2 separate regions of the Homo sapiens genome follow, and region 1 is linked to region 2. A link is an interaction called in ENCODE POLR2A ChIA-PET data of the cell type or tissue named here. Cell type or tissue: CD4-positive, alpha-beta T cell. All regions are shown on one strand. Each heading gives the region's core, and the rest is flanking DNA. Links, peaks and the distances in the headings are about the cores only. Region 1 overlaps PARL (presenilin associated rhomboid like). Region 2 overlaps LINC02054 (long intergenic non-protein coding RNA 2054).

Region 1 (5,373 bases), core at 127-5,126, 540 kb before region 2:
AGTGACCTTTGATGTTACTACTGAAATTGTTTTGGGTGCCATGAACCATGAGACAATGAACTTAATAATGTTGTGTAGGTTCTGACTGCTCTACCAACCAGCCATTGCCCACCTTTCCCTCTCTTTGGACCCCCCTATTCCTTGGAACACAACAATATTGACACTGGTCAATTAATAACCCTACAATCACCGCTAAGTGTTCAAGCTGAAAGGAACAGTCACATGTCTCTGGCTTGAAATCATTAGAAATAATCTTTTTTTTTTTTTTTGAGATGGAGTTTTGCTCTATCACCCAGGCTGCAGTGCAGTGGCGCGATCTCGACTCACTGCAACCTCCACCTCTCGGGTGCAAGCGATTCTCCTGCCTCAGCCTCCCAAGTAGCTGGGACTACAAGCACCTGCCACCACACCGAGCTGATTTTTGTATTTTTAGCAGAGATGGGGTTTCGCCATGTTGGCCAGGCTGGTCTCGAACTCAAACCTCACGTGATCCTCCCGCTTCGGCCTCCCAAAGTGCCCAGCCAATTAGAAATAATTAAGCTTAGTGAAGAAGGCATGTCAAAAGCTGAGATAGGCCAGGAGCTAAGCCTCTGGCACAAATAGCCAACTTGTAAATACAAAGAAACAATTCTTGCCAGACATGGTGGCTCACAGCTGTAACCCCAGCACTTTGGGAAGCTAAGGCAGGAAGATCACTTGAGTTCAGGAGTTTGAAACCAACCTGGGCACCATAGTGAGATCCTGTCTCTATAAAAAATTTAAAAATTAGCCAAGTGTGGTGGCTTGCGCCTATAGTACTAGCTACTTGGGAGGCTGAGGCAGGAAGATCACTTGAGCCCAGGAGGTCAAGGTTGCAGTGAGCTACAAATGCATTGCTGCACTCCAACCTGGATGACAGAACTAGACTCTGTATCAACAACAGCAAAACTACTGAAGGAAATTTTAAGTGCTACTCCTGAGAAGAGAAAAATAGTAGGCTGGGTGTGGTGGCTCCCATCTGTAATCCTAGAACTTTGGGAGACCAAGACGAGAGGATCAACTGAGGTCAGGAGTTCGAGACCAGCCTGGCCAACAATGTGAAACTCCATCTCTACTAAAAATACAAGAATTACCTGGGCGTGGTGGCGGGCGACTGTAATCCCAGCCACTGGGGAGGTTGAGGCAGGAGAATCGCTTGAACCTGGGAGATGGAGGCTGCAGTGAGCTGAGATTGTGCCACTGCACTCCAGCCTGGGCGACAGAGCAAGACTCTGTCTCCAAAAAAAAAAAAAAAAAAAAAAATAGAGTAAGAAAGCAAAACAGCCTTATTGCCAACATGGAAAAAATTACATGAATAGAAGATCAAATCAGCCACAACATTCCCTTAAGCCACAGCCAATCTAGAGCAAGACTAACTCCTTCAATTCTATGAAGGCTGAAAGAATTGAGGAAGCTGCAGGAAAAAAGTCTGAAGCTAGCAGAGGTTGGTTCATGAGGTTTAAGGAAACAAGCTGTCTCTATAACACACAAGTACAACTTGAAGCAGCAAGTGTGGATGTAGAAACTGCAGCAACTTATCAAGAAGATCCTAAGATGAAGGTGGCTACACTAAACAGATTTGCAAAGCAGACAAAACAGCCTTCTATTGGAAGAAGATGCCATCTAAGACTTTCATAGCTACAGGTGAGGAGGCAATGCCTGGCTTCAAAGCTTCAAAGGACAGGCTGACTTCATTAGGCACTAATGCTGTTGGTGACTAAGTTGAAGCCAATGCTCATTTACCATTCTGAGAATCCTAGAACCCTTAAGAATGATGGTAAACTACTCTGCCCGTGCTCTACAAATCGAACAACAAAGCCTAGATTACAGCACTCCTGTTTACAGCATCGTTTATGGAATATTTTTTATTTGTTTATTTTTACTTTTTGAGATGGAGTCTCACTCTGTCGCCCAGGCTGGAAGTACAGTGGCACTATCTCAGCTCACTACAACCTCCGCCTCCCAGGTTCAAGCAGTTCTCCTGCCTCAACCCTCCGAGCAGCTGGGATCACAGGCGCCTGCCATCATGTCCGGCTAATTTTTGTGTTTTTAGTAGAGATGGGGTTTCACCGTGTTGGCCAGGGTGGTCTTGAACTCCTGATCTCAGGCGATCCGCCCGTGTTGGCCTCCCACAGTGCTGGTATTATAGGCGCAATCCACTGTGCCCAAACGGTTTACCAAATATTTTAAGCCCAATGTTGCGACCAAATGCTGAGAAAAAAAGATTCCTTTCAAAATACTACTGTTCATCGACAATGTATCTGGTCACCCAAGAGCTCAGATGCACAGGTACAAGAAGATGAATATTGTTTTCATGCCTGCTAACACAATGTCCATTCTGCAACCACATACATCAAGCAGGAATTTCAACGTTTAAGTCTTATTATTTAAGAAATATATTTTCTTTTTTTATTCCCCTAAGAAATACATTTTGTAAAAAAAAAAAAAAAAAAAAAAAAAAAAGAAAAAGAAAAAGAAAGAAAGAAAGAAAGAAAAAGAAATATATTTTGTAAGGCAATAGCCACAGAGTGATTTTTCTGATGGATCTGGGCAAGGTAAACTGAAAAGCTTCTGGAAAGGATCTACCATTCTAGATGTCATCGGGAACACTCATGATTCATGAGAGGAGGTCAAAATACCAACATTAACAGTTTAGAAGAAGTTGATTACAACACTCAAGTATGACTTTGAGGGGCTCAAGACTTGAGTGGAGGAAGTAACTGCAGATGCGGTAGAAATAGAAAGAGAACTAGAGGCTGGGTGCAGTGGCTCATGCCTGTAATCCCAGTACCCTGGGAGGCCGAGGCGGGCGGATCACCTGAGGTCAGGAGTTCGAGACCAGCCTGGCCAACATGGTGAAACCTCATCTTTATTAAAAATTCAAAAAAATTAACTGGGCATGGTGGTGGGTGCCTGTAATCCCAGCTACTCAGGAGGCTGAGGCAGGAGAATCGCTTGAACTAAGGAGGCAGAGGTTGCAGTGAGCCAAGATCGTGCCATTGCACTTCAGTCTGGGTGACAGGAGTGAAACTCCATCTCGAAAAAAAAGAAAGAGCAAGAGAACTAGAATTAGAAGTGGAGCCTGAAGATGTGATTGAATTGCTGCAATCTCATGATCAAACTTGAACAGATGAGAAGTTGTTTCTTATGGATGAGCAAAGGAAGTGGTTTCTTGAGATGGAATCTACTCCTGGTGAAGACACTGTGGACACTGTTGAAATGACAACAAAGGATTTAGATTACATAAACCTAGCTGATAAAGCAGCAGCACGGTTTGAGAGGATTTACTCCTACTCTGAAAGAAGTTCTACTGTGGATAAAATGCTATCAGACAGCATCACATGCTACTGAGAAATCTTTTGTGAAAGGAGGAGTCAATCAACGTGGCGAACTTCATGTTGTCTTATTTTAAGAAATTGCCACCGCTACCCCAACCTTCAGTAACCGCCACTCTGATCAGTCCACAGCCATCAACAGAGGCAAGACCCTCCACCAGCAAAAAGATTATGACTCACTGCAGGCTCAGATGATTATTAGAATTTTTTAGTAATAAAGCATTTTAAAATTAAGGTATCTACATCTTAACAAACCACTCTAAAATGCACTGGCTTAAAACCATAATTTATTACTTTTTTTTTTTTTTGAGACAGTGTCACCCAGGCTGGAGCGCAGTGGCATGATCTCGGCTCACTGCAATCTCCACCTCCCAGGTACAAGCAATTCTCCTGTCTCAGCCTCCTGAGTAGCTGGGACTCCAGGCACACACCAGCACACCTGGCTAATTTTTGTATTTTTAGTAGAGATGGGGTTTCATCATATTGGTCAGGCCGGTCTCGAACTCCTGAGCTCAAGTGATCCACCCGCCTTGGTCTCCCAAAGTGCTGGGATTACAGGCGTGAGCCACCGCGCCCAGCCCCAGCCAGTACTCTTGACTGCTTAATCAGAGCTGGAGAGTCTCAGATGGCTTCACTCGTACCTGGAGCCTTAGTGCTGGTTGTTGTCTGCTTGCTCTTTCACCGCCCAGTCCTTGGTGTTCAGTAGTCTAGCGGGGGCTTCTACCATGACAGAGGGAGTGTTCCAAGTGGGCAAAGGCAAAAGCTGCAAGGTCTTCTGAGGCCGACTCTGGACCTTGCACAATATTACTTCCACCACATGCTACCGATCAAACTAAGCCGCAAGTCCAACCCAGCTGCAAGGAATAGGGAAGTTGACTCCAGCTTTGGATAAGAACTACAAAATATTGTGGCCATGGTGTTTTATCTACCACACTAGATGTGGCAGAGGCAGTTATGCTTCCTAGTCTAGAGCAGTAATTCTCAATTCTGGCTATACATTAGAACTGCCTGGTGAGCTCTTAAAAGTCCTACACCATGGCTCTACCTCATAACAAATGAGAATGTCTAGGAGTGGACCCAAGGCCTTAGTAGTTGTAAGACCTCCCCAGGTGATTCTCATGTGCCGCCAGAGTCAAGATCTATTCATACCACAGGTTTGGGGAAACTTTAGTTTACATACAAATCACCTGGAAATCTCATTAAAAACATTGTAATTTAGTAGGTCTGGGGCAAGGTGAGTCTGAGATTTTGCATATCTAAACAAGCGCCTAAATTAGGGGTTGTCAAACTGCGGCCTATAGAGTGGATTTGAGTCTCCAACTAAGAATGGTTTTCACACGTTTAAAGAGTTGTTTAAAAAGAAAGAGAAAGAATATGCGACAAAGACCACATGCGGCCATATTTTCTATCTGACCTTTTACAAACTAAGTTTGCCAAACCCCTGTCCTAGATGATACCCAAACTGCTAGTTCATGAACCACTTGGAATAGCAAGGAGCTAGAACCTGATTCCTCACTCTTCCAACAATACTTGTACTTAAATTAGAATGGTTTGTTGTCCCACAGATTAATCCTATCTAGGTAACCAAATAAAGAATTCCAATACAAATGTTTCACTACGACTTACTCCCAGCATCCATGCCCTCTTCTCCTTTTCCAAACCATACTCTAGAATTTCCAGCCATTTCATTTGATGAGACACACCAAGCCCACGATTGGCTTAAGCCAAATTTCACATCCCATTCCTTGGCAACTTCAAGGGATTCAAGGATGGGCACCTGTCCCAAGTTAGGCCAATCTGGTCCAGTGAAATTCAATTTCAAGATTTTGTTTGTGATAACGGAGAAGACAACTTTTTTTTCTGCTAGATTTGCACCTAAAAATATATAGCCCCAAGAGCTGCTGGCAGCCATCTTATAACCACAAGGAGATAGCATGCTGAGAGAATAAAGCCAACATTTAGGAAACAGAGACAAGCCATGGAGAAAATGGTGTCTGGTGACAATTTGAGACACTGGACT
Region 2 (5,373 bases), core at 155-5,154:
GGAGTGCTGTGGCACTATCTTGGCTCACTGCAACCTCCGCCCCCTGGGTTCAAGCAATTCTCCTGTCTCAGCCTCCCGAGTAGCTGGGACTACAGGCGCCTGCCACCATGCCCAGCTAATTTTTGTGTTTTTAGTAGAGACGGGGTTTTACCATATAGGTCAGGCTGCTCTCGAGTTCCTGACCTCAGGTGATCTGCCTGCCTTGGCCTCCCAAAGTGCTGGGATTATATGCGTGAGCCACCGAGCCTGGCCTAACTTTCTATTTCAACTGCACAGAACTACCCATACGTGTCAGCAGGGGCCTACTTTCCTTCACATTAGGTTTTCACAGTCTTTTCCCTCTGCCTGGAATACCTGCTCTGCCTTTTCTGCTCCAGCTAGGTTGGCATATTTGCAGGTTTCAAATCTGCCTGTCATATTCCATCCTCAGAGCCTTTACGATGACTGTTCCGTCTGCCTGGAATGTTCCGCCCTGACGTTTCCGCATGGCTTGCCCTTCATTTCATTCAATCTCCACATTTCCACTCAAATCCTACCTCTCAGCCATCACTGTCAATTGCCCTCCACCCGAAGACCACCAGGATCCCACCTATAGTGGAGCACTTGGGGTTTATGGCTGGTTGCAGTGAAGGGGAACGCACGCCATGGGGCACTGTGGGCGTATCAGTGAGGGGGTGTCAGAAAGAACTTGTAGGGTTTGGGCTTGTTTCTGTCTAGTTCCATCACAGCCACAGAGTGGCCTTGTCTGATGTTGATGTTCTGTGAAACTGTTTATGTTCAACAGGAGAGCACCATGGGCCTGCAGTGAGTGCCAGGCCAAGGTCTGGACAGCAAGAACTGCTTTACTCTTCTTCACCACTGAATCCTTAGTGCATAGAACAGCAGCTGCAGGGAGGGTGGCAGGTGTCGAATGAAAACGTATCGAATGAATCGATCAAGTCTGTCTGCCTGGCAAATTCTTACTCCACATTCAAGTGCCCAGCCAGAAGCCCCTCTTCTGGGTGCCGTCCCTGACTCTCCTGGGCGGACCCTGATCTGGGCCCGGGCTGTGCCTGCAGAGTCTCACTAGAGCGGCTCCTGTGAGTCATGTCAGGGGGCTCTGCAGCCAGTCTCCCCACTGTGCTGCGAATGCCTTGAAGGCAGAGACACATCCCTTCCCTTAGAAGCCCCAGTGCTAAATACAGAGCAGGTGCGCCATAACTTTAGTGTGACTGACAGACCAGCTGCAGGCCCAGCTCTGCTGTGTTTGAACTGTGCCTCTGGCAGGGGCTCCAGAATTCTGTGTGTGTTCCCTGAGAGTATAGGACCTGTGGGCCACTGGGTGGGAAATCATTAAACAGGAGAAGCCCAGGCCCCAGCAGCCAGAGGGTATGTTTGTGAGTTTGTGATTCTCTGGGACACCTTCAGGGCCTGAGGACTTTGGCCCCCATGTGAGGCCTCTGCAGTGTGACTCCATCTGGGCCTGGCTCCTCCTCAAAAAATGCCCCCAACCAGGAGCGGTGGCTCACGCATGTAATCCCAGCACTTTGGGAGGCCAAGGCGGGCGGATCACCTGAGGTCAGGAGTTTGAGACCAGCTTGGCCAACATGGTGAAATCCCACCTTTACTAAAAATACAAAAATTAGCCAGGCATAGTGGCACACGCCTGTAGTCCCAGCCACTCTGGAGGCTGAGACGGGAGAATCACTTGAACCCAGGAGGCAGAGATTGCAGCAAGCCAAGATCGCACCACCACATTCCAGCTTGGGTGACAGACTGACTCTGTCTCAAAAAAAAAAAAAAAAAAAAAAAAAGACCCCCATCCCTGTCGCCCAAGGCCCAGAGGAGGCTGATGGAAGCCCGCAGTTTCCAGGAAGGGCAGAGGAAGAGGCAGTAAGAGCCCAGGCACCTCCAAAACAGGGGCCATGGGCGGGGGGCGGAGAGGGAGGAGGGACCTGGTTATCTGGCTCTATTCTCACAGCAACCCCTTAAGGTATATACAACTATTATCTTTATTTTACAGATGAAGAAACAGAGGCACAAAGAGGTTAAGTAACTTGCCTAGAGATACACAGCTAACAAGTGGCAAGTGGGATTTGGACTCAGGTCTATCTAATCCTCAAACCCATGTCCTGGACCCCTACACAGACTGCCCTCCCTCAGTCCTCTGTGTGGCCTCAAGAAGGGTCTGGACATTCAAGTTTAAAAATCCATCCAAAGAATCTATGGACCCAGTGGTCTCTGGAGTCAATGTTCTGAGGCTCAGAAGGGCCAGGCAGGAGGGAGCCGCCTCTACACAGTCCTGAGCAGAGTGGGCTGTGTCCCGGCACAGCAGGGGAGATCATAGACAGAATTCTGCCCTGGGCCCTATTTAAGTAGGACCTTTAGGCTGCCGGTGTCATGACCACAGGTCCCAGGTCTGCACGATTGGCTGTGTGTGGAAAATCTTCACTCCTTGCGGCCTTGTCCTTGGCAGAGAGCACCGCTGCTTCCTCTGATGGCCACCAGGGGGAGGCGCTCCCCTGGGAACGGTTTGAAGGGGAGCCTCACCCCACACGTGCCTTCCGTGGTACCCAGCACCAGCTGCTACCCATGGTTACCCACAGGCCCAGCTCTGCTCTGAGGAGGGAGGAGTGGTGGCGATCAGGCCTTGTCTGCATCCCGTGGCTGCCCCTTTCTTTTCTTTCTTTCTTTCTTTTTCTTTTTTTTTTTTTTTTTGAGATGGAGTCTCACTCTGTTGCCCAGGCTAGAGTGCAATGGCACAGTCTCGGCTCACTGCAACCTCTGCCTCCCAGGTTCAAGCGATTCTCCTGCCTCAGCCTCCCAAGTAGCTGGGATTACAGGCATGCGCCACCACGCCCAGCTAATTTTTGTATTTTTAGTAGAGACGGGGTTTCACCATGTTGGCCAGGCTGGTCTTGAACTGCTGACCTCAGGTGATCCACCCACCTCGGCCTCCCGAAGTGCTGAGATTACAGGCGTGAGCCACCGCCCCCAGACGTGGCCTCCCCTTTCAAAGAATAACCCTCAGCGTGTGTGTGTGTGTGTGTGTGTGTGTGTGTGTGTGTGTGACTGGGGAACACACGGGCTCAGTCTGTTATCCTGAGAGGAAATTCATAGTGAAGCATAAAAGCCCCTGAGTGGGCTGGGGACAGTGGCTCACACCTGTAATCTCAGCACTTTGGGAGGCCAAGGTGGGCAAATCATTTGAGGTCAGGAATTCAAGACCAGCGTGGCCAACATGGTGAGACCCTGTCTCTACTAAAAATACAAAACTTAGCCAGGTGTAGTGGCGCATGCCTGTCGTCACAGCTACTTGGGAGGCTGAGGCAGGAGAATCGCTTGAACCTGGGAGATGGAGGCTGCAGTGAGCCAAGATCCCACCACTGCACTCCAGCATGGGCAACAGAGTGAGACTCCATCTTTAAAAAAAAAAAATGCCTATTGGATTTTAATGAAACCATCTCTCCTCTTTTACCTGAATGAAAGCAGACATGGGACTTTCTACAGGTACGGCAGCCTCACAATTCAGTGCTGGACTTCCAGCCAAGACGGCAGAGTGGGCTCACGCTGTGGCCTCCTCTCTCTGTTCCAAACACACAGCAATCAGGAATAAAATAGAAAAAATGATAAACAAAAGGACATAGTTGGGCCCCAACCAAAATGGCTATCTCTGTGTACCACAAGCAGATCAGAAATGCAAATTGGTGACTGGGGCCAGGGGCCTGCTGGCCTCGGGGTCTGGAAACAGCAGTAGCTGCCAGACACAGAGCTCCTGGTAAGGGAGTTAAAGTGCTCCATGCTACAAAGGGGCCAACAGCCAGGTGTCTGGAAGCCAGGGCTCGGGGAAGGTTCCCTCTGCTTGTGAAAAGAATCGGGGGTGGCGGGGATGGAGTGAGGAAGCCAGCTGTCCACAAATAGCTTGGGGCTTGAGTTGTGGGAAGATGAGGACAGACTCTTGACTAGATGCTGAGCCAAGCCACCCTCTGGCTACGTGCTTGTAGCTGTGGTGTCCTCATGCCACAACAGAGTAGAGCCCTGCAATGCTATTGTAAGACCTCAACTGGGCCTGAGGTCCTAGCTCAGGATAGTTAGAGACAGAGTGAAAAACAGATGTAAAAACAAGGTGGAAAACCCTCCAACTCACTGTAAAGTTGTAAGCCAAAATAGATGAGAAACAATGGTAAGAAAAACAGTCAACAAGGCCGGGCGTGGTGGCTCGTGCCTGTAATCCCAGCACTTTGGGAGGTGAAGGTGGGAGGATCACCTGGGGTCAGGAGTTCAAGACCAGCCTGGCCAACATAGTGAAATCCCATCTTTAGAAAAAAAAAAAAGCAAGAAAGAAAAGCAGTCAACAGAATCACCATGTGGAATATGAGTTCACTGCAGATTAAATTAATTTTGTGAAAGTCTTACAAAGAATTAAAAATGTTTAGGATGCCAAAAATGGCAAATGAAGGCTTAATATCCATTGGAAATTAACAAGACATAAATGAAGGCAGATCAAAATGAAACTAGAACAAGTAGATGTGAAAAGAATCAATTAGAAATCTTAGAAATAGAAAGTTTGTTCATTAAAAGAAAGCTCAGTAGACAGAATAAATGATGCAAAAAGAGAATTATTGAGTTAGAAGACATTACTTAGGAATTAACATGAATACAATACACAAAGATTAAAAAATATAAAAGCAGTTATGAGATATGAAGGACAGCTTGCATGAAGGGCTATGTATGTCTAATAGGAGTTTCAGAGGAAGAGAATAAAGGGAATGGCAGTGAAAAATACATGAGGAAATAGTAGCTGAGAAATTTCCTTGGGGAAATTGCAGAACATCAAGGGCAAAGAGAATAAAACCTTACCATGGACCTGAGAAAAAGACAGATTACTTAAAAAGTAATTTCTGGACCTCAGCAAAGACTGAGGCTGGGGATGAGGGGGTAGTATCTTCAAAGTGCCAATTGGATTTTTATGCCCAGCTAACTTACAGTGGAAATTTAAGACAAAAGGGGCGTTTCGATACATGTAAAGTGCAGCCCCTCATTTAAAGAATTATTATAGGTTATACACTTCAGGAAGAAAAATGAACCAGAAAAAAAGGGGAGAGCACATGAAACACTGTTAAGCATAGAAATAGATAAAACATGTTGATAAATTTAAATGAGTGTTGACTACAACAGAAACTCCTTTATTTTTTATTTATTTATTTTTGAGACCGAGTCTCTGTCACCCAGGCTGGTGTGCAGTTTTGTGATCTCGGCTCACTGCAACCTCTGCCTCCCGAGTTCAAGCAATTCTCATGCCTTGGCCTCCTGAGTGGCTGGGACAGGCCTGGCTAATTTTTGCTTTTTTTTTTTTTGTTTTTTTGAGACGATGTCTTGCTCTGTCTCCAGGCA

The links. ChIA-PET counts read pairs that join two places held together with the same protein. Peaks named below come from ENCODE experiments on the same cell type or tissue, not always from the same donor. Only the 100,000 strongest peaks of a DNase experiment are listed, where the experiment ranks them.
Region 1: POLR2A ChIA-PET joins it to region 2 with 6 read pairs; 1 of 35 experiments calls an interaction of 5 or more read pairs at or near these places.

The regions. Positions count from the first base shown.
Region 1 is chr3:183,874,158-183,879,530 of GRCh38, forward strand. The region is part of intron 1 of PARL (presenilin associated rhomboid like); the gene reads right to left. Among named protein-coding and RNA genes, the nearest start is that of PARL, 8.0 kb to the right of the region's middle. In CD4-positive, alpha-beta T cell, for the core only: no CTCF peak of the experiment used is centred there; DNase peaks (open chromatin) are centred at 2,744 and 4,174.
Region 2 is chr3:184,415,542-184,420,914 of GRCh38, forward strand. The region is part of intron 1 of LINC02054 (long intergenic non-protein coding RNA 2054); the gene reads left to right. Among named protein-coding and RNA genes, the nearest start is that of LINC02054, 17 kb to the left of the region's middle. RefSeq lists an enhancer at 738-1,239. In CD4-positive, alpha-beta T cell, for the core only: a CTCF peak has its summit at 2,487 (motif pointing right); a DNase peak (open chromatin) is centred at 2,500.